Regions from separate parts of the Homo sapiens genome. Here region 1 is linked to region 2. Evidence: read pairs that join two places in POLR2A ChIA-PET (ENCODE). Cell type or tissue: PC-9. All regions are shown on one strand. Each heading gives the region's core, and the rest is flanking DNA. Links, peaks and the distances in the headings are about the cores only. Region 1 overlaps SVIL (supervillin). Region 2 has its middle 33 kb from the start of SVIL.

Region 1 (11,661 bases), core at 5,437-7,936, 74 kb before region 2:
ATTAATTGCAGCACATTCATCATTGCATGAATTTCCTTCAGCTTTTAGCCACGGGGCCCCTTTGTCATTCAGAAGGCATCCCACCCACTGGCTCACCAGAATTTAATATGTCCCAACGGAGTTTTGAAATCTACCAGCATTTCAACAGTGGACTGGAGCTGCCGAACCACAGCAAAATTAGGAAGGGGTCAAGGAGCATGAGATAGCAATACCGTGGAGGTTAATAGTCAGCAAACCACCAGTTTAGAGTCCTGTGCCTAGTCAAATCTAGCACCGCTGAAACGTGTGCTGGTGGCAGAGACGCATCTGACACTTCGTCCCTTCACTCTGCCCTTTGTGCCGGTGTCCAGTGCGGACTCTCTTCACGTTAAGACACTTCCTGTGCAGTTTCTTGGACACCCAGCAGTGAACATACAGCACCCATTCATTCTCTGCTTCTCTGGGAAATGGAGTCTGGGATGTCTGAAACAAGACTCATGAAAAATGGTTGCCTATTAAGGGCCATTATGTTGGGGATGTAAATAGCGATTGATTTTTAATTTACACTAATTCAGCATTTACCAAACCAAAATAGTCCCTAGGAAATTCTCTGACAGAGCGTGAAAGGAAAATAGAACCTTGGGAACCCCAAACTCACTATGCCAAACGGAAAGTGAAGCTTAGGAACCGAGTCACACAAAAGCTGCCTGCCTTTTGTCCCCAGAAAGATAGCTGTGACCTCACAGGCTTAGGGTACCTTATGTAAAATGTAGATTTACTGTGCAAGAGATAAATGCGTAACTGACTTCCCCCTCCTTTGTTTTCACATGTAAAATGTAGATTCACAGAATGCTCATCAGAGCCTCACAAGAATGTGACCACTTGCCTCACTTCCTACCTCCCCCACCCCCCCTTTTATTCCTTGTCCTTAAAATACTGAAGTCCTCAAACCCAAACCCAGTTTGGAAAAAGCACAGGACATTCATCCCACTGGGACTTGTGTCCCTTTTTCCCCAGGAGCATCCTGAATGTTGGCAAAATAAACCTTTAAGTGGATTGAGATGCCTCGGTGACTTTTCGGTTCACAGGAGTTTATCAGAAATTCCTGTCTAGATATTCATGCCAAAGGGAAAAAAAACAAGGATGTGAGACACTCGACACCAAAAGCCTGTCCTCCAGCTCTGTGGAAAGCAGCGTTGGGAAACGGAGTTTTAAGTAACACCAACCCCATGCCGCCCTATCACATCATCGCCCGCACGGCCTCGACACTGAAGCACTCAGCTCACACTCACCTTTGTCTCCTCTAACTTAGGCAAAGGAGGAGAGGATCCACAGCTGGCCAACAGTGTGGTGGGAATCTGGAGGGGAGGAGAGCGGCTCTGGGCCCCCTGTAAACCCCAGAAACTGTGGGGACTTCACCAGTCCCCTTGCAAGTCCCCTGCAGCATGCAGCACGGAACAGGCTGGCATTTGTTTATTTTAATGACAAGCAGCTAATTTCCTACTGTTTAAGGCCAAATTAGATGGCACTGAAGCACCACCGTATTCCCCCTTTCCTCTTCAGCTGCCGGCTTTGGGGGCTGTTTGAGCCCTAATTGGAACTTCCACCCAGAGACCAGGCAAGAAAAGAAAACGAGGTGAGACAATTTAGCTGCTGGCTACTGACTTGCAGCAAGCTCTGTCAATCAAGACTCCTGGAACAGGGGGTCTGGAGTTGCCGAGAGACCTTGATCTACCTGGATGTTCTTATATGGCCAAACCTCAAGACCTCAGGAACTGCAAACTGAAGATAGTAATAAAAGAATACATTAATTTCCCACATAATAGGCAATGTCTACTGAACTAAAATTAAGTTTGTTCTCACTAAAAATAATGTTGTTGGCCAGGCGTGGTGGCTCACGCCTGTAATCCCAGCACTTTGGGAGGCTGAGGTGGGTGGATCACGAGGTCAGGAGTGAAGACCAGCCTGGCCAAGATGGTGAAACCCCGTCTCTACTAAAAATGCAAAAAATTAGCCAGGTGTGGTGGCATGTGCCTGTAATCCCAGCTACTCAGGAGGCTGAGGCAGAGAATTGCTTGAACCTGGGAGGCGGAGGTTGCAGTGAGCCAAGATTGCGCCACTGCTCTCCAGCCTTGGCAACAGAGCAAGACTCCGTCTCAAAAAAAAAAAAAAAAAAAAAAAAAAAAAAGTTGTAAAGGAAAATTCCTCCCTTCCAGCCCCTGGGACTCTCTCCTTAATAATAAAGATATTACCAGACCTCCTGTCCCGTGGCTCCCCAATTAAGTAAGGCTGCCCAACAGGTTCCCAGCACAAAAGAGCTATTCACATGCTTGATTGTACTGAGCCAGCCCCTGACACTCAGCCTTGACGGTATATATTTAGTCACTGTCTACGAAGCAGAACTAGAACCACTGCATTTTCCCCCGACATTAAAACGGTGCCAACCGCATGGACAGAATGATAGATTTTTATCAGATCTTTTCCTGTTCTGAAGAAAAAAAGAGTATTTGTTCACTTTAACATGTACTTTACACCTTCTGGCTAGTAGATCACATATGCCATCTGGTTGGGTGGCAGAAAGTGATCATAAAATGATGAAAGATTCAGTCATCTTTTGCAACCTATTTATATGTTTTATATTTAAGCACATTATCAGGCTGTATTTATGGATATTATTTTTAACCCGGACACATGCTTGTGTTAAGCTTGAAATATGCTGAAATACCTTTAAACCTCATCCTGCAGTGCTGATTTAACTTAGTCACAGTTATCCACATCTAAGAGTATCAGTTGAAGTACTAACCCCTCTTTGAAAAAACTTAAAAACTTGATTCCTGAACTGCACTATACCTCCCCCTGGTGGCAGAAAAGAATCAATGCATCTCCCAAAGCCAATTTTACAAAACACTCCAAATAGAAACCCTGAAGCAAGGACATCTTTGTTTAAAGTAGTTTTAATATCTCCAAGACATGCAAGAAATTAAATGTTAGCAAATTATTTCATTCATCCACTGAACAAATATTTATGGAGCACCCAAGAGGCCAAGCCCGGTTCTGGGGCTGTGGATACAGTGAGACAAACTCCCTGCCCACACAAACTTATGTTCTAGTAATAACCAAATAAAGATTAATGTTTCACACACTTATTGGCCTTCTTTTTTAATATATGTGAAGTGAAATGTGTTTACATGCATGAAATCTCAAATACTCTGGGAACACCTGTGCTTCTGCATTGCTGGTTTCTCTCTTCAGCTCCTTGGCTGTCATTCTCACCTTGACCTCCCAGGCAGGTCCAGAACTTTCTACCCCATGCCCTCAAGAAGAACCTGTTGAGTAAAATGACTGTGGGCCATGGCATTGAAACCCAGGGAATCCAAACTAAGAGGCTTTATTGTCAGCTATATAAAAGTGCTTTTGCTATTTTCAATTGTCTGTATTATAAGCTAATATACTGACAGTTATAAAAGTGAGGCAGTCTTATAAAAAAGTAATAGCTCTCTCTATAAAACCTGATGCAATCCTGTGCCATAGTAAAAATTTTGTACATAAGCATTGCTACTGTGCGAACATTTTACTCAGAATCTCACCTCTGACAAAGCAATAGTAACTTCCAGATTCTCCTCCCCTGCACCCTGCACCTTTTTAAAAAACTGACAGCCTGAGAACTATCATGTTCCTAAATACGTGAGTCCTTCCAGCACATTAGGTGCTATAGGATATACCAGGGCAGCAGACAGAACTCATGCCAGCTTATGTCATCGGCCTTGCTGCATGAAGCTCCATGCTGCGAAGGGATCTTAGCACACGTGGGGAGATCCAAGTGCTCTGGGTGAGGGCTGATGCCTGTTCCTGGCTTAGGAGGAAGATGAGCAAAGAGCCTGCCAGGCATTTACCACTGCTAGTACCTTACATGGTTCTGGGTACTGCTCTAATGCTCATGGGACATAAAGAGGTTTCTCTGGGCTGGGTGCTGTGGCTCATGCCTGTAATCCCAGCACTTTGGGAGGCTGAGGCAGATGGATCACTTGAGGTCAGGAGTTCGAGACCAGCCTGGCCAACATAGGAAAACCACATCTCTACTAAGAATACAAACAATTAGCCAGGAATGGTGGTATATGCCTATAATCCCAGCTGCTTGGGAGGCTGAGGTGGGAGAATTGCTTGAACCTGGGAGGCGGAGGTTGCAGTGAGGCAAGATGGTGCCACTGCACTCCAGCCTGGGCAACAGAGTGAGACTCTTTCTCAAAAATAGAAAGAAAGAAAAAAGGGGATTTCTCTGAAACAATGTCACTGCTTTTAAGCATCTAAGTGTAATATTTGCATATTCTATTTTCCAACATGTTACCTATTTCCGAATAAGAAAATAAAGCCTCTTCGATATTTCACAAGGCAAGGGGCAAGAAGAAGCTTCTAGAAGCACACAATTTCACAAAAGCTGAATACATGTTGGTTTCTCATTTCTGTTTCAAATTCTACCTAAGTCGCCAGGTGCTGTTCAGTTTCTTGCAGCTGCGATTCTTCCAGTTAACAGTGAGACCTCCGTAATGGAGGTTTCAATGTCAAGGTGTCCATCGTTGCATGGACTCTGACAGTTACGTAGGAAGGGGAGGAGCATTTTCCAGACCCAATATTTGATCCAAATTAACAGTAAAGTAAGCATAAAAAATCAATGTTAAAACATGCAAGGTGAACTTCGTTAGGTAAAAATCTTCTCTTGGGGTAAAAGAAGCCTAGCTGATTTTCAAGCAAAATCTGTGTGACTAAAATTACACTGAGTCTAAACAAAATTCAAATCATTCATCTAAATATTTCCTTCATGATCAAGGCCTAGATTAAAGTTCATTCTAATGACTAATGTTCTATCTCATTCTTTAGGGCTAGCAAAAGGGTGGTGGAAATAGGTTGAATTTCAACTCACTTTCTAAATTTAAAGGAAAAAAAGTCTCTAAAATTCTAATTTATTAAATTGTTGTAGGGAAGTTTTAAACAGAAGCAGGACTTTGGATATTCAAGGTCACATTGAAAGCTATCAAATATGGTGATCCAGGTTTAAATATTACCTTGAAGACTGTGGCCCTAATCTGCGCTATGTTTAAAATTTTTTGATAGCAGCCACATTGATATTTGTAGAGTTAGAGAATACTTGTTGAAAAAAAAAGAGATATTCTGTCATTTTATAGTAAAATCATATTATAACGCAATACTTCATTAACATTTTACACTATTATAAAAGTACACACAAGACACAGCCTGTCCCACAGTCCTCTGCAGGCTCTGACAGTAGCGGACAGTTGGATGTTAACTGTTAAGTGCCTGAAACTCACTCCTGGACCTTCACATAAAGGATATAGGCTGGTGTCACTAAAGATCCCCAAATATTTCAACTGTGGACTCGAGAGCATTTCTCACTCCCCATCTGCCCATCAGGAAGATTCCAGACCAAGGGAAATCCACACATGGGCCCCCCAGTTGCCTATCTGTCAGACTCAAGTCCTTAGAAGCCAAAGATGGTCTTCACTAAAACATGAACAGGGTGGTTATCAAAACCCAGATACATCAAATGCCTTCCACTCTCTGCCTCCCGGCCTCCTTCTCAAATCTCGGGCAATTCACCTCTAATTCAAACCTTCTAAGTAAAAGAACTATGGAACTTCCCAAATTTACAATGTAATATTTTGGACAATGTGCCAAAACTTATTAAGAATATTTAACACCATACACATGTTAAGAAATAGTCAATAAATCAATCCTATAATTTTTCATAAGGAAAATAATGTCATTAAATGGACTGCGCCCAAGCCCTTATCCTTAGAGACTGAGAAATGCCCTTTTATTCTTAATTTATACCCAGTTCTAAGAAACTTGGCAAAACTATGGAGACAGTAAGCAGATCAGTGGTTCTCTGGGGTTGGGAGGGGAGGGAGGAATACATAGGTGGAGCACAGTGGAGTTTTCAAGGCGGTGAAAATACCCCGTAGTGTACTACAGGTTGAGCATCCCTAATCAGAAAATCCAAAATTGGTTCAGCTCCAAAATCACAAGGTTTTTGAGCTTCGACATGAGACAATGACACTTTTGATTTCTGATTGTTCAATGGACACAAACTCTGTTTCATACACAAAACTATTTAAAATGTTATGTAAAATAAACTTAAGGCCATGTATATAAGGTATACATGAAACATAAAAGAATTTGGTGTTTAGACATCAGTCCTGTCCCCAAGATATCTCATTATGTACATGCAAATATTCCAAAATAAAAAAAAATTCTAAGATCTGAAACACTCCTAGGTCCCAACCATTTCGGATGAGAGATACTCAACCTGTATAATAATACATATTATCATTATATATTTGTTCAAACCCACAGGCTATACACCAAGAGTAAACCCTAATTAAACTGTGGACTCTGGGTGATAATGATGTGTCAGTGTAGGCTCATCAATTGTAGCGTATGTACCACTCTAGTGGGGGATGTTGATAGTAGGGGAGGCTGTGCAAGTGGGAGGCGAGGAGTTTATGGGAAATCTCTGTACCTTCTTAATTTTTTTTCTTTTTTTTTTTTTTTGAAACATGGTCTCACTCTGTCACCCAGGCTGAAGTCCAGTGGTGCAGTCTGGGCTCATCGCAATCTTTGCCTCCTGGGCTCAGGTGACCCTCCCACCTCAGCCTCCCGAGTAGCTGGGACTACAGGTGTGTGCCACCACACCCAGATAATTTTTGTATTTTTAGTAGAGACAGGGTTTCGCCATATTGCCTAGGCCAGTCTTGAACTCCTGGGCTCAAGCAGTCAGCCTGCCTCAGCCTTCCAAAGCATTGGGATTACAGGCGTAAGCCACTGCGCCCAGCCTCTGCTCAATTTTGAACCTGAAACTGCTCTAAAAAATACTTGAAACAAACACACCTCTGGGTTGTATAGTTCCCCAGCCCCTGCTGTGTTTCATACACTGAGAAGTTCAGGAAGGTAAACCCCTGAAGGGGAGGGAAGAGATGCTGGTCCTGGAATGGAGACTCTGTTACACTCCTGTTTCCTCTCCTCGGTTAGGCCTTCACCACTCTACATCTGCAAAACCAGGAACCCACAGTCCAAGCTAGACTGGTCTTCTCTGTGGAAACTGTGATTCTCATGAGTGGGGCTCTAGCAGTCCCGCCTCTGTTCTGCGGGCATGGAAGGAAGCCCCAGGAAGCTGGGAAATGACTGTGATTCTCATGAGTGGGGCTCTAGCAGTCCTGCCTCTGTGGGTATGGAAGGGAGCCTCGGGAAGCTGAGAAATGAGACAAGGACAGGGTTGGGCAGGTGGGCTTTGTTCTGGTGAGTTTGCTAGGGTAAGAATGGAGCCCCACCCGGCACCCTCAGAGCAGCACGGCTCTGCTAGGGTATGGATGGCAGGTGAGGACAGGCGATGGTGGGCTGGCCACAGCACAGAAAGGCACGTGCCCAGTGAGGGAGAAGTGCCCTGACAGCAACAACACTGTTATTTACAAAAGATGGTGAAATAGGAACACATAAGCAATAGCAGCAAAGAAGGCGAATTCCATTCATTTCACTAATCGTTTTCTTAATGGAGAAAGAACTAAAAATGTAAATATGAAACAAAATAGCTTTTGGGTAGGCAAACCCTTACGACTCCTCTTTCAAGACAAAAATACATATGGCCCAGGGGAAAGTCTCTAGCATCAGTGCCTCTCTTCTGCAGTGAGCCAGGCCCATATCGTCCAAGCAGGCAACGCGGTCTTCGGTGCCTGGTGGTTCTGTGATGGCACTTTACCTGCCATTGCCCTCTCCGTAGGACCCAGGTGCCAGGCCAGCAGTTGTGGTGAGCTGATGAAGTGACTCATTCCACACGTGGCCCTAGGGAAACAGTAGCTGCTCTGCCTGCTCTTGGCCATGTAGTCTGTGGCCCCATCATTCCCAGGACAGCTAGGACAGCTCGCTGTTTCTGCAGGGCGAGCTTAGAGACCAGTCCCAACACTTTCTTTTCTGCAGTGTGACCCAAAATGTCTTTACAGTCATGCATGATGAGGCCAGCCTGTGTGCATGTGAGCAGGTGTCACATATGAGAGCACAGAAGCACCACACACCCCTTCTCCTTCACGAGGATTCCTTCTTCAGGGAGAGCTGTGTCTAGTGGGCTCTGTAGCTATGCACCACCATAATTTGTCCTTTAAAAATTCCCTTCCTGGATGGGCGCAGTGGCTCTTGCCTGTATTCCCAGCCCTTTGGGAGGCCGAGGTGGGAGGATTGCTTGAGGCCAGGAGTTTGAGACCAGTGTAAGCAAGATAGTGAGACCCCGTCTCTATAAAGACTAAAAACAAATGAGCTGGGCATGGTGGCATGCACCTACAGTCCCAGCTACTTAGGAGGCTGTGGCAGGAAGATCACTTAAGCCCAGGAGTTCAAGGCTGCAGTGAGCTGTGATTGTGCTACTGCACTCCAGCTTGGGCAACAGAGCGAGGCCCTGTCTGTAAAAGAAAAAAAAATTATTTGCCTTTGCCCACAGAGATCATGGGAAGAGCATTTCAGTAAGCCATCCAGCAATAGAGGAATTAAGAGGTTTGGAAAATGTGGGGGTGGGGGATGATGCCACAACTCAGGGAGTTTCAGGGCCACTGGGCATTGGGCTAGAGGGAGGACCCCCATCCCCTCCTGCACCTCCCTTTTGTTACTTTCTCATGTATGGAAACCAAGTTCCCACCAAGGGCCAAGTACAGAACCCATCCCATGGTAGCATAAATGAGTCACACTATACTGTCCATTTGTACAGCATTTCACTGCATGCAGAATGCTTTCCATATCTCGTTTCATCTTCACACCGCATAAATGGACAATGGTAAAGTGTTTGAGAATTCACAAAGGGCTTTAATCAAGGCAGCTTCGTGTGATCCCGCTAGCATGAAGTTAAGTGTATGCTGTCTCCATTGCTACGATGAGGAGACTGATCTCCAGCTGCTACAGGTAGTTAGACATGGGCAGGGCAGGAGAGGGCTCTCCCGCCCCCCTACCAGGAATGTCTGGTGATGGTCCAGCAACTATCGCATTGCCTCTCTAAAAACGGTAATTCGGCAGCCAGGGAGAGACCGGCTCCTGAGGTTGCACACCTGTTAACATTAAAAGTGTTAACTGAATGCAGACCCCAGGGAGAAGCAACCTCTTGGGCATACGCGTTAAGAGACAAAATGGCGAAGTATGATATTGTGGGCATGTGCATAACTCCTTAAACGGGCTGCACTGCTCACTTCCAAAGGGGAAAGAGGGCACTGAGCATGCAGAAAGCCCGCCCTGAGGGAAGAATCATGGGAGAGAGGGCAGCCTATAAAGTCCCAGGATCAAGGGTAAATGCCTCCTTTTTTTTTCTCTTGGGCCTTCAGGCGCCCACCTGGATCTCTTCTAAGAGTTCTTTCCTGTTCTAAATCCTTTTATTTTTATTTTTGAGAGGGAGTCTTGCTCTGTTGCACAGGCTGGAGAGCAGTGGCAATCTTGGCTCACTGCAACCTCCACCTCCTGGGTTCAGCCTCACGAGTAGCTGGGATTACAGGTGCCCACCACCACGCCTGGCTAATTTTTGTATTTTTAGTAGAGACGGGTTTTTGCCATGTTGGCCAGGCTGGTCTCGAACTCCTGACCTCAAGTGATCCACCAGCCGCGGCCTCCCAAAGTGCTGGGATTACAGGCGTGAACCACCACGCCAGGCCTAAAACCTTTTAAAATACACTTCCACTCCTGCTCTGAACCTTGCCTTAGTCTCTTTCTGCTTGATGCCCCTCAGTTGAATTATTTCTTTTTAGGAGGCAAGGACTGAAGTTGCTGTGGACCCTTACAGATTCACAGCCGGTAACTCAGGGTAACTCACATCTCTGCCACCGCTCACACAGCAAGGTTAAAACAACAGGGCTTGTGACAAAAGAATTAAAAGCAGGGTGTCACAGACCCAGCTTTGTGCCCTTATGTTTCTAGTAGCATTATTCACTGTAGCTAAAATGTGGAAGCAACTTGGGTCCCTTGATGGGTGAATGGGTCAACAAAACGTGGTGTATCTAAACCCAGTGGAATATTATTCAGCCTTTCAAAGGAAGGAAATTCTGACACCTGCTACAACGTAGATCATGCTAAGTATAATAAGCCAGTCACAAAAAAATACTGTATGATCCCACATAATGATGTACTTGTGACATTCACAGAGCTAGAAGGTAGAATGGTGATTGTCAGGGGCTGGGGGAATGGGAAGTTTAATACGTATAGAGTTTCAGTTTTCCAAGATGAGAAGAATTTGGGAGATGGATGGGGATGGTTGCACGACAATGTGGATATACTGATATTTAATACCACCAAACTGTACACTTCAAATGGTTAAGATAGTACATTTTATGGTGTGTGTATTTTACCACAATAAAAAAAATTTGAGGGAAAAAGCCCCATAGGGCTAGTGAGAGGAAAACATGAAGGGTTAACAGGTGGGTTCTGAACCTGTGGGTGTGGGACTGAGGACCAAAAGGTTGTTTGGTCCCTGAAGGTTGTACAAAATCCCTGGATTGCTGCCTGTGCCCCTGTGGACAGAAATGACCAACCTGAGCTGCAAATGCCAGCATGCAGTTACGGCTGCCCCCAGTTTTCCCTCTGCCATCTCTAGTTTCAGTGGAGATTCCTCAGAGAAAGGATAATCCATATGTTTGAAAACTCAGCAGCAACTGTCTCTGGGGTGAGTGGGGAAATAAGGCCTGGAAATGGGCATCAAAGGGCCTCCATTCCTTTTTAGAATAATGTGAAAAGCCTGTTAGGTTTTATTCAAAACTGCTGTTTTCAAACCTTGGCCACAGCGGCTGTGTAGATGCTGGACTCTGGTTGAGGAAAGAGTGAAGCGAGAAAGAAAAGAAGATTGAAACAAGATTCTCACTACATTCTTCTGGTGACAGATTTGGAACATGAGCTAATGCACAGGCCAGCCCAGCCAACGTTTCATGAAAACAATGCTATCTACAGCTGCCTTGGGCATCTTTCAGAGCACAAAATAGCCTCTCTCCACTCCCTCCAGGCAGTTCAGTTTGTTTCTTTTTTTACTGATGCAAGGGTGTGGGTAATCCTTGCAAGCCAATATGTCATTTGGTTTAGCTTTAGAAACATTTGATCATGCTGATCTGGCAAAGAAAAAAAAATGTTTCCTATAGCAGGACTATCTCATCCCTGCAATCACGAGTCTGGGCAAGTAAGAGATGAGAGCGAGGAACCTCAGCCTGACACGCAGGACAACACTCAACTCCTAAGTCTGACCTTGACACTCAGGCAAACTCGCAGAATCACAGCTGTTCTTTTCTCTTGCCTGGAAAATTTAGAACACATTCAACATCGTGAGAATGTTGTTTTCTTTCTTTTATTTGCCCTCCATTTTTTTTTGTTCAGTCTTGCCTTTTTGTTTTAAAACTTTTTTTTTTGAGACAGAGTCTCGCTCTCTCGCCCAGGCTGGAGTGCAGAGGCATGATCTCAGCTCACTGCAACCTCTGCTTCCCGGGTTCAAGTGGTTCTTGTGCCTCAGCCTCCTGAGTAGCTGGGACTACGGGTATGTGCCACCACAGCCAGCTAATCTTTTGTATTTTTAGTAGAGACGGGGTTTCGCCATGTTAGCCAGGCTGGTCTCGAACTCCTGACCTCAGATGATCCGCCCACCTTGGCCTCCCCAAGTGCTGGGAT
Region 2 (11,661 bases), core at 5,784-8,283:
ACTACCAAACTACTAGAGTAGCAAGTGCCTCTAGTTCTGGGGCATTGAGCAGCAACTTATCCCTCTTCACCAAGCAGCCAACAACCCCCACTGCAGACCTCAGGGATGATGCTGCCATGAGACCCAACTTTTATTCTGGCTTCTTTCTCCAACCTTTTTCCCTAGATGCCTTTAGCAAGGAAACCTGGTTCTTCCAGACATTTTCACAGAGCCTTAGGCACTTCCTCCCCGGTCTCATACAAATCTTTCAGGATTCAGCCTGGATGCCCCCAGTTTCCAGGAGAGCTTCTCTGACTGCCTTCATCCATCCTCAGAGACCTCCCTGTCTCCTGAATTCATGCCAAACACCTGATGCTGATTATAAATAACAATATGGCTAATTCTCAACCATCAAGGGTTGGATTAGCCACAGGAATAATAATACCAATAAGCATAATAATCATTATTGTTATTTGAACATTTGTAAAAAGTAAATAAATAAAATGCCAAATCAACAAGACCATCTCCCCATTAGAGAAGGTCCCCATTGATTGGAACTGCACAGTGACCTGCAGACATCACTGTGTCTGGAGTAGTTCCAGGCATCCATCACCCCTCAGATAGCTGCCTACCACATTAGTGCCCAAGGCTTGCCATTCTGACAGCAATAATTCCAGAAGCAAACACATGGATGGGAAAGCCACTAGTAAGTGACTGGACTGTCACATGTGTGAGGCAAGTTAGAAGCAATGAGCAACAATTAAAGTGGGAAGCTGGCATTAGAAGACAGGGCAGCAGGGATGTATGTGCGCGCGTACACACACACACACACACACACGGAACACTTGGACGAAGGACAAATAATAGGCCAGGTGCAGTGGCTCATGCCTGTAATCCCAGCACTCTGGGAGCCCAAGGCGGGAGGATCACTTGAGGCCAGAAGTTTGAGACCCACCTGGGCAGCAAAGCAAGACCCCATCTCTACAAAAAAGTAAAGAAAATTAACTGGGTGTGGTGGCATGCACCTGTAGCCCTAGCTACTTGGAAGGCTGAGGCTGGAGGATTGCTTGAGGCCAGGGATTTGAGGCTGCAGTGAGCTATGATCACACCACTGCACTCCAGCCTGGGCAACAGAATAAGACTCTGTCTCTTAAATAATAGTAATAATAAAAGAATAGACCATTTTAAGAGCACTAACCAATGGCCCATTTTATTTGTCAAGAAAACTATAGAAGACTTTGTGATCCTAGACTTGTAATATTTTTACACAGTAAGACAGTATCTATAGAATGGTGAATATTGTTCCAAATACTGGATTTTTCAGTAAGTAAACATCGGTAGTTTCCACTATGAAGAACATATTAGATTTGATGGTGACAACTTTTCTGTACTTTACCTCTCAATCAACAGATACTTATATTTCTTTTTTTTGTTTTTTTCTTTTGAGACACAGTCTCCCTCTGTTGCCCAGGCTGGAGTGCAGTGGCACAATCTCAGCTCACTGCAACCTCCGCCTCCCAGGTCCATGGAATTACAGGTGTGCACCACAATGCCCAGCTAATTTTTGTATTTTAGTAGAGACGGGGTTTCACCATGTTGGCCAGGCTGGTCTTGAACTCCTGACCTCAAGTGATCTGCCCTGCTTGGCCTCCCAAAGTGCTGGGATTACAGGCGTGAGCCACCATGCCCTGGTTGAGAGACGCCTATATTCCATATGGACTTTTCCCTCTAAAATCAGACTCATTTTTTATCAGCGGGACTCTTCTCCTGCACTGTATGTTTTCAGTGTTTCATGGGCATGAGCCCCATGCTCAACAAAGAGATGCGGAAAGACTGACAGGGAGGCAGTGGGCAGAGCAGCCGCTGGTTCTCCCGGTGAGTGCTGCTGGCAATCAGCACATCGGCAACTGCAAGAAGATGCTCACAGTCAAAATAGCAACTGACGCCAAGGGCACATCAAGGAGAGGGAGCTAAAATAAGAACCACAATCCTCCCTGGTGAGATCCAGAAACTCCACTACCCCTCTGTCCTTGGGGATATCTTCCTACGGGACACGTTCCCCATTTGATGGTCTTTATGCTGCCATTGGATGACCTTCCCGTGTATCCCATGACAGCACAGGTTCTTAAAAGGACACATCAGGTCCTCATACATTTTTTAGTACACTCCTGCAAAACCCTGGGAGATGTTCTGATTCAAGGATATGGTATTAACCAAAATCACAAGTGGAAAAATTGAGTTAATGGGCAGAATTCTCAACTTTAAGAATCTCTCATACACTTTTTCAAAATGTATATTCATAATTTTTTTTAAATGTATGTTTTTTTTGATGGCTCCTACCACTTGCTTAATAGCAAACACAAAATGAATAAATAAGTAGCAAACATTGAAGAAAAACTCAGGTTGGTGTGTGACAGATACATGCATGTGTGAATATGATGTAATATTGTCTATAGCAGGAGACCTCTGGCTGCCTGGATTCAAGCTCAGCGACCTCTCCCTGTCTCCTTAATTCATGCCAAATGCCTGATCTTGATTATAAATAACAATTACAGCTAATTAATTCTCAGCCATCCAGGGTTGGTTTAGCCACAGGAATAACAATAATAATAACTGTTGTTATTTGAACATTTGTAAAAAGTAAATAAATAAAATGTCAAATCAACAAAACCATCTACCCATTAGAGAAGAGTCAATTTTATATTTCGTAATTTTATATATATATATATACACACACACACACACATGCACACATACATATATGGATGCATACATTTGTATATATGATGATAAAGCATATAATGAGCTAAGTCGTAAAACAGAAAAACAGAATGCAACATTTCAACATTTCAGTGTGCCTCAAAGAACACCATGATTTCCTCCAACTGTCCTCAAACCTGAAGAAGTTTGCAAATCATACAATCATATAAGTGTATTTTTACAGAAAGGTCCAGGAGACACTATTCATGTAGGCACCTCAATAAAAAGAGAACTAAGAAAGAGGCAAGGGCTTATGCCTGTAATCCCAGCACTTTAGAAGGTTGAGGTGGGAGAATTGCTTGAGGCCAGGAGTTCAAGACCAGCTGGAGCAACATAGTGAGACCCTATGTATATCTCTACAAAATTTTTTTAAGTAAGCCTGTAGTGCCAGCTACTCAGGAGGCTGAGATGGGAGGATCACTTGAGCTCAGGAGTTCGAGGCTGCAGTGAGCTGTGATTGCCACCACTGCACTCCAGCCTGGGTGACAGAGCAAGATCTTGTCTCAAAAAAAAAAAAAAAAAAAAAAAAGGAGGCAAACGATGGTCTTCCCAGGAGCTTGCAGTAGAGTCAAAGCAATCGTGGTGTCTCAAGATATGTTGATCCCTCTCTGGACTCCTGAATCCCATACAGTTGCAATCCATGCAATTCAGCACCTGGCGAAGGCAAATATTTTCTGTTGCTCTCTACTGACTTCATAGGTGCACATTTTCATGAAAATAAATTATTATGCTAGGCCTTGCTCTTTTTTGTCTAGGTGGACAACTAATACCAGACTTAAAAACCTACTGCTGGCCAGGCACAGTGGCTCACGTCTGTAATCCCAGCACTTTGGGAGGCCGAGGCTGGTGGATCACGAGGTCAGGAGATCGAGACCATCCTGGCTAACAAAATGAAACCCCATCTCTACTAAAAATACAAAAATTAGCCAGGCATGGTGGCGGACGCCTGTAGTCCCAGCTACTCAGGAGGCTGAGGCAGGACAATGGTGTGAACCCAGGGGGCGGAGCTTGCAGTGAGCCAAGATTGCGCCACTGCACTCCAGCCTGGACAACAGAGTGAGACTCCATCTCAAAAACAAACAAACAAACAAACAAACAAACAAAAAACCCTACTGCTATGCAAACTATGTTTGGTAAGACAAACATACACTAAGGGCTCCAGTTCACTCTTCATACTCTCTGCCTATCAACCCCCATAACGGGGGAAAAAAGGGGATGGGTCCTGATTGATCCTGGATGACTTTCACCTCCTTTCTCAAGGTTTAAGTGATGCCTTCTGGATGCATGTTACCAAGGGATCCTCCCTCCTTAGCGTCTCAACAGTAGCTAGCCCTGTAGGCACATGCCATCATGCCTGGCTAATTTTTTTATTTTTTATAAAGACAGGGTTTCACTATGTGGCCCAGGCTGGTCTCAAACTCCTGGCCTCAAGTGATCCTCCTGCCTCAGCCTTTCAAAGTGCTAGGATTACAAGCGTGAGCCACCGTGTACCTGGCCTACTCCTAACCATTATGCTCTGATGTTCCACTCTTTAAAAAAATAATACAACAGCTTTGAGAGAGGTAAAAAGGTTTTCACAAGATTTCACGACATCCTAAGTAGTATCTCCAAGATAAATCTATATGCCTTTTAATAACCATAGAGATTTGCATCTGACTTCTCTGCCTGGGGCAAAAAGGATCTTTGTCACTGCAAAAGTCCCAACATAGTTTTATATCCCACACCTAAGGATACCTTTTTGCCTGGAAAGACGTGATAGGGATCTCTCCCTAGATCTTGGGATAGGAGTCCACTGCCTCGTACAGACGACCCGTGAGCCTGGTACACTTACGCCAAGGTCTCACTAAGGGTGGGTATTACCCTTGAGCTCAGTTTTACTTAGTTTACTACACCCAAGAGAAACAGATGTGCACTTAGCATCTCCTGAGTACAACACACTGTGTTATGTGCAGAGAAGGAAAAAAGAAACTCCGGCAATAGTGAAGCTAGAAGGACTTCTAAATAAAAGTAATTTAAAGTTCTAAGTAGAAGGGATTGGAACACAAAATTGAGGGGAAGAAAAGGGAAAGTCATATTCCGAGGTTTCTCTTCAAGGAGGAAAATCACACTGGGCATAATATGGTTTGGCTGTGTCTCCACCCAAACCTCATCTTGAATTGTAGCTCCCATAGAGTCCATTAAACTTCTTTCCTTTATAAATTACCCAGTTTTGGGTATGTCTTTATTAGCAGCATGAGAAAAGACTAATACAGGGTGTTAGTGCTTGAAGGCTCTGAAGGAGGTAGGAGCGCTCACATTTTGCTGGTTGGAATGCAAAAAAGTGGCACAGGTACTTTGGGAAACAGCCTAGCAGGTGTTTCTTCTTTTTTTCATCAAGTTAAACTTACCTTATGAACCAGCAACTCCACACCCTATGTATTTACTCAAGAAAAAGTGAAAACTTATGTTTCCATAAAAATCTGCTCATAAATGGAACTGGTGTTTTATTCATAATCACTAAAATATGGAAACAATCTCAAAGTCCTTTGGTGAGTGAATAAGCAAACTCTACAACAATACAATAGAACACAACTCAGCAACAAAAAGGAACTGCTATTGACACACAACAATGTGGATCAGCTTAAGAGAAGCCAGACTCAAAAGACATCCTGTGTGACTCCATTTGCATAACATTCTGGAAAAGGCAAAACTGTAGGGATAGAAAACAGCAGTCGTTGCCAGAATTTGGGGGCTGAGTGTGGGAACTGATGACACGGGGCAACAAGGAACTTTTTCAGGATGATGGATATTTACATCTTGATTATGTCGGTGGCTACACAATGGTATGGTCTTCTCAAAACACACCTGGGCCAGGTGTAGTGGCTCACACCTGTAATCTCAACACTTTGGGAGGTTGAGAGGGAAGGATCATTTGAGATCAGGAGTTCAAGACAAGCCTGGGAAACATAGCAAGACCATGTCTCTACAAAGAATAAAAATAAGCCAGGTGTGGTGGTGCAGTGTGCGCCTACTGTCCTAGCTACTCAGGAGGCTGAGGCAGGAGGACTGCTTGAGCCCAGGACTTTAAAGATGCAGGGAACCATGCCTGTGCCACTGTACTGTAGCTTGGGTGACACAGCAAGACCCTGTCTCTCAAAAAAAAAAAAAATAAGCTGTACACTAAAAAGAGGCAACGTTATTATATATGAGTTATATACCAATAAATCTGACTTTCTAAAAGCAGCTCAGAGAAATGATGCCAATAAAATTATCTCATGGAATAGGGCTATTGTCATCTTCTACAAGGTTCTACAAACCATGTGTCTAACTTCCTTTACTAACTCCCAGGTCCAATTTATTCTCACCCTATATTTACAGGACGACTATTAATAGCTTATTTTTAGAGAATAAAGCTCCCTTAGCCATATAAAATTTCTTAAAGCTACCTCTGAGTGTTTAGATAATAATGGGAACTCTCTTGTATTAAAAATAGAGGAGCACTGTACTGTAGCCTGGGCACCAGAGTGAGACCCTGTCTCAAAAAAAGAAAAAACAGAGGAATATGGGGCTTTTTCTCCTCATGCTAAGTATGCACCTGCTCATCACCAAGGAAAGAAGGCAGAAAGGATCCAGTAGCTGTCTGTCTACACAGATGAGGCCTACAAAACCACTAACTCACTGAAATACTCAGCTACTGCAATCCAAATGTTTAATTATGTTGAAAGTAAGCCAAGGTTACTGCTAAAATCTTCAGGCAAGAAGTAAAATCTAAGATAATTTTTTTTTCTTTGAGATGAAGTCTCACTCTGTTGCCCAGGCTGGAGTGCAATGGCGCCATCTCAGCTCACTGCAACCACTGTCTTCTGGGTTCAAGCAATTCTCCTGTCTCAGCCTCCCAAGTAGCTGGGACTACAGGCACGTGCTACCACACCCGGCTAATTTTTGTATTTTTAGTAGAGACGGAGTTTCACCATGTTGGCCAGGCTGGTCTTGAACTCCTGACCTCAGGTGATCCACCCACCTTGGCCTCCCTGAGGGTTGGGATTACAGGTGTGAGTCACTGCGCCCAGCCAAATCTAAGATAAATCTTGACCGTCAAATGGCAAACCTTTAGTGGAGCAGAAAGATTTTTTCAAATTACTGTACTATTGAAAAAACATAACTGCACTATGATTCAGCCTACACACCCAGACCAAAAACAATGTGAAGGATTCCAGTTTTTTTCTAGAGTCAATACTCCTGGTTGCCCATGTGTGCTGAGTACTGTTCTAGGCACTATAGGTACAATGATAAACCAATGTCCCTGTCTCTATGGAGCTCACATTCTTTTGGGAGTAACTGACAAATAAATAAATGAATGGACAAATACATGTATTGATCCCTAAGAGACTGAATGTCAGCTGATAAGAGCAGGGAAGGGGAAGTAGATTAAGAGGATGGGGGATTCTGTTTTAGATAAAGTGGTCTGTGTCTCTGAGGAGCTACCATTTGAGCAGAGCCCCAGAAGAATTGGGGAAGAAGGCTGGGGCACATCTGCAGGGAGAGTTTTGCTGGAGGAAAGAACAAGCATCAACTCCCATCTCTTGAGATGGGAGTATGACTGGTCTGTGCACGAAACTTGCAAAGTGGCCAGTTTGGCTGGCGTGCAGTGAGTGAAAGGAAGAGAGCCCGGATAACCAGCAGGAAGTGCTGTTCAGTGATGGCTGAGTGCTGGCCACACAGGCTCTGGGCCAGGACTTTGGAGTTTATTCTGAGAGTTTCTAGAAGCCCCAGTTGGATAAAAACAAGAGAGTGACATGATCTCAATTTAGTTTTAAAGACTCACTGTAGTTGCTCTGAGGAAAACAGACTTTGGGGAATGGGTAGACAGGGAGGTGGATGAGAAGAAGCATGGAGCTCTATAGGAGGCCCCCACAGCCATCCTGACAGAGATGATGGCCCTGGGCTGGGAGGTCACAGTGGAGGCACTGAGAAGTGGCCAGACTGGGCCGCTGAGTGAACGAAGGTGCCGTTGATGGAGATGGAGATCGAGATGTTGGGACGAAGCAGGTTAGCAGCCACCTGAATTGCTGGAAAATGTATTGATATTGCTGTCTGGGAGTTAGTGACATGATTTAAGATAAAGGAAAGTTGCCGGCTGTGGTGGCAACGCCTATAATCTCAGCAGTTTGGGAGGCTGAGATGAGAGGATCACTTTAGTCCAAGAGTTCAAGACCAGCCTAGGCAACTCAGGGAGACCTTATCTCTACAAAAAAATTTAAAAATTAGCTGGGCATGGTGGTGTGCACCTGTAGTCCCAGCCACCTGGGAGGCTGAGCAGGGAGGATCACTTGAGCCCAAAAGGTCAAGGTTGCAGTGAGCCATGATTGCACCACTGCACTCCAGCCTGGGAGACAGGGTGAGACTCCATCTCAAAAAAAAAAAAGATAAAGAAAAGGTTAATTTGACCCCAATAGTTTTAAACCTTAAGACTTTAAACATTTTAGAATGGAAATAGTTGACTCAGGACCAGTTTAGATATTAATTTAATCTTGTAATAGCATCTCCACCAACTAGGCCACTGACTATATACACCTAAGAAATGGATTTCTGTGAGAAGCGATATATTCCATTAGAGAACTTTCCAGGAAACAAAGATTTCCAGCAAAGCTAATAAAAGCTTCAAAGCTTTATAAAATAGATCAACAATGCTTTGAAGAGCCCCTTTATTTAACCCTTGCTAAAACAAAAGTATGTCAGCCAGGTTGCAGAGTGTGGGTATTTTCTGTCACATTTCTGTGATACAAAGGCTTAGTCTGATGGGAAAGAGAAGTCAAATTACAAGAATCTTTAATTGGTCTACATGTTAAAGTCTTTTGTGTAAACATCGTTTGTTTGACATAATCCATATCAAAGCATTTATCGGCTTTATAGATTATTTTCTTCAGCTGCTCTAAGATTTATAGGTTCAGGAAACTCTGAGTTTTTATGAAGCTGCATTTCATCTAGAAAGAGGCCAGAAACAACAAGAGAATGTAAAACGGTATGGAATTGATCCCTGCAAGTTAGAGTGAAGTGCAGTGGCAGGAAAGCCAGCAAGGCTCAGCCTCCATATTATAAGATTTTGTACATGTCCCAAAATCACATCTGTTTCAGCCAAGACAGGAATCGTGCCCAGGATTCAAAATGGAAGGGAAAGTTTAAATTGTTTTGATTGGAGTAACTGTGGCTGGCTAACATGTGCTTCTTCCAGGAGTCCAACAACTCCTCTATTTTCCATCTTTTCCTCCTCTTTCCTCCCATCCAACCCTAAGAGCAACAACAGAGTCTGATGAGGGACCAGATCAAAATCCTCCTTGGAACACCAGGCGCAGAGACCCCAGAGACTGCAGGCACCGACTTCACTTTTCATCTATTTCCTCTGTTGGAGAGAAAATGTTTCAATCCAGCTGGAACCGTCCAAACCTTGAACCCACCTTTAAAACTTCATCTGCTTTTCATTTTTGAGAAGTTTTACTCAAAAGAAATTAGCTCCCCAAAGTAACCTTACTTATCCACCCTTCCATTATCAGCCAAGAGAAAAATCTCCTCTTAGTCACGTAGCCCCGGGATAGATGCCTTCAACAGCTTCCCAATGTTTCCTTTCAATAACATTTTGGAAGTCCTTTATTGGTTTTCCCAGGTGTTTTCCCACCACACTACATCTCTTAGGATATGCTTTGGAAAGATCCGTTCTTAAAAGAAAATTCGCTGTGTTGCTCTAAAGTATTCCTTACTCGAATCTCTGAACTTAGTGACTTTTCCCACAGTATCAACTATTCAAGACAGATTTTTCTGGCTTATTGTTTTAAGATGTCAAGGATGCATTCTGCTTTTCCAAACTGAAGCTGGGACTTCCGATCACATATCCCCTTCCTTGCTACACTAACCAGCTGTTTCTGCGTCTTTCCAGAAGACAGCAGGATTGAGGCTGTATACTCTAGGCTTCTCCTAGGTCATCCATTCAGATATTTACCTTATTTCTTTCCAATGGCTCCAGACATATCATCTCTATTCCTATTTTTTTAAATCTCCAAGTTAAAATATACACATGGCCACACAATGTCAAATCCTCTGCCAACACTGAACTAGTGTGGTTTTCTCTTTGGACTCCTCTCTAATGACCTAAAGATGTATTATATCTGGATTCTCAGAGGTCTGTAAAATATTAATCCTTATGATGTAAAATGCTAGAAAATTGGGTCAGTCTGAATCTCTATTATTAATCCAGCCTGCTATCATTTCTCTGTGAGGTTCTATAATACATTCTGAAACTGTCACTGACCAGAAATCCCAGTAGTCGCTGACCCACTTAAGAAGCTAATGAAACCTATAGGCTCCCTCTCCAGAAATATCTCCAAACAAAATGGTACCTGTAATTGCTCTTCTAGACCAGGGGTCAGCAAACTGTAACCTGTGGGCCACATCACTGCCAATTTTTGCCAATAAAATTTTATTCGAACACAGCCATGCTTATTCATTTCTGTATTATCTATGGCTGTTTTCATGTTCCAGTGGCAATGTTGAATAATTAGAGCAAAGACTGTATGGTCCACAAAACCTGAAACATTTATAATATGGCCCTTTACAGAAAAGTCTGCCAGTCTCTCCTCTAGAGTGTTAAAACCAATGATTTCTAAGACAATAACCAGAAATGCCATCCTGGATCACCTAAGCATAGGAGGTTGAGGCTGCAGTGAGCCGTGATCACACCGCTGTGCTTCAGCCTGGGCGACAGAGCAAGATCCTGTCTCTAAAAAAAGAAAAAAGAAAAAAATAGAAATGCCACTCTGGGTGGCTTTGCAAAGTTACTTAACTAAATCCAATTTTCCTTAGGGTAAAAATTAAATAATAAAATTACGCACATAAGTGCCCAGCATGGTGCCTGGTATTCAGTAGGCAATTAATAATGTTTATTTCTTTCATTTGCTATGCTCCTCCTTGTGCTTCAGTACTAGGTTCAAATATCTCCTCCTCTCTGCTGCACTCTTCCTGCAGAGTGGGAAGTTCCTTCCTCTTGGCACCCTAAATTATTTTAGCACTGCTATTCCATGTTCTCTTGAGCTACTCACTTATCTTTCTTTGCATCTAGAATGTGGCTTCCTCTGGAAAAAATTCCATATCTTGTTTATTTATCTTTGTTTCTCCAGTGCCTGGCACACAGCAGGATCTTAGCAAAGTTTTTGTTTTGTTTTGTTGTTGTTGTTGTTTTGAGACAGAGTCTCACTCTGTTGCCCAGGCTGGAGTGCAGTGGTGTGATATTGGCTCATTGCAACTGCAGCCTCCCAGGTTAAAGCAATTCTCCTGCCTCAGCCTCCCGAGTAGCTGGGATTACAGGCACCCACCGCCACACCCAGCTAATTTTTGTATTTTCAGTAGAGATGGGGTTTCACCATGTTGGCCAGGCTTGTCTTGAATTCCTGACCTCAGGTGATTCACCCACCTTGGCCTCTCAAAGTGCGGGGATTACAGGCGTGAGCTACTGTGACCTGCCTTAGCAAAGATTTCTTTAGAGAATGAGTAAAGAAATAAATCTACACTAGAAATATTCTTATTCTAAAAGATGCCATGCAATGATTATTAATTATATGTTAGTAAATAATATCAGATATTCCAAGCTGAGTTTCACAAATAATGAATACTTTTTTTTTTTAATCACTGACTTAAGGTCCTAACTTGCTATGTATTTGTATTAGTCCATTTTTACATTGCTATAAAGAACTACCTGAGACTGAGTAATTTATACAGAAAAGAGGGTTAATTGACTCACAGTTCTGCATAGTGTGGGAGGCCCCAGGAAACTTAAAATCATGGCGGAAGGCAAAGGGGAAGCAAGGCACGTCTTACATGGCATTAGGGGGGAGAGAGAGAGAGAGAGAGAGAGAGCTAGGGGGGAACTGCCAAACACTTTTAAACCATCAGATC

The links. Peaks named below come from ENCODE experiments on the same cell type or tissue, not always from the same donor. Only the 100,000 strongest peaks of a DNase experiment are listed, where the experiment ranks them.
Region 1: POLR2A ChIA-PET joins it to region 2 with 5 read pairs; 4 of 35 experiments call an interaction of 5 or more read pairs at or near these places.

What each region holds. Positions count from the first base shown.
Region 1 is chr10:29,588,029-29,599,689 of GRCh38, forward strand. The region is part of intron 1 of SVIL (supervillin); the gene reads right to left. Among named protein-coding and RNA genes, the nearest start is that of MIR938, 8.5 kb to the right of the region's middle. In PC-9, for the core only: no CTCF peak of the experiment used is centred there; no DNase peak of the experiment used is centred there.
Region 2 is chr10:29,661,984-29,673,644 of GRCh38, forward strand. It overlaps a transcript of SVIL not described here. Among named protein-coding and RNA genes, the nearest start is that of SVIL, 33 kb to the left of the region's middle. RefSeq lists an enhancer at 5,110-5,667. In PC-9, for the core only: no CTCF peak of the experiment used is centred there; a DNase peak (open chromatin) is centred at 6,848; H3K27ac peaks cover 1,922 bases.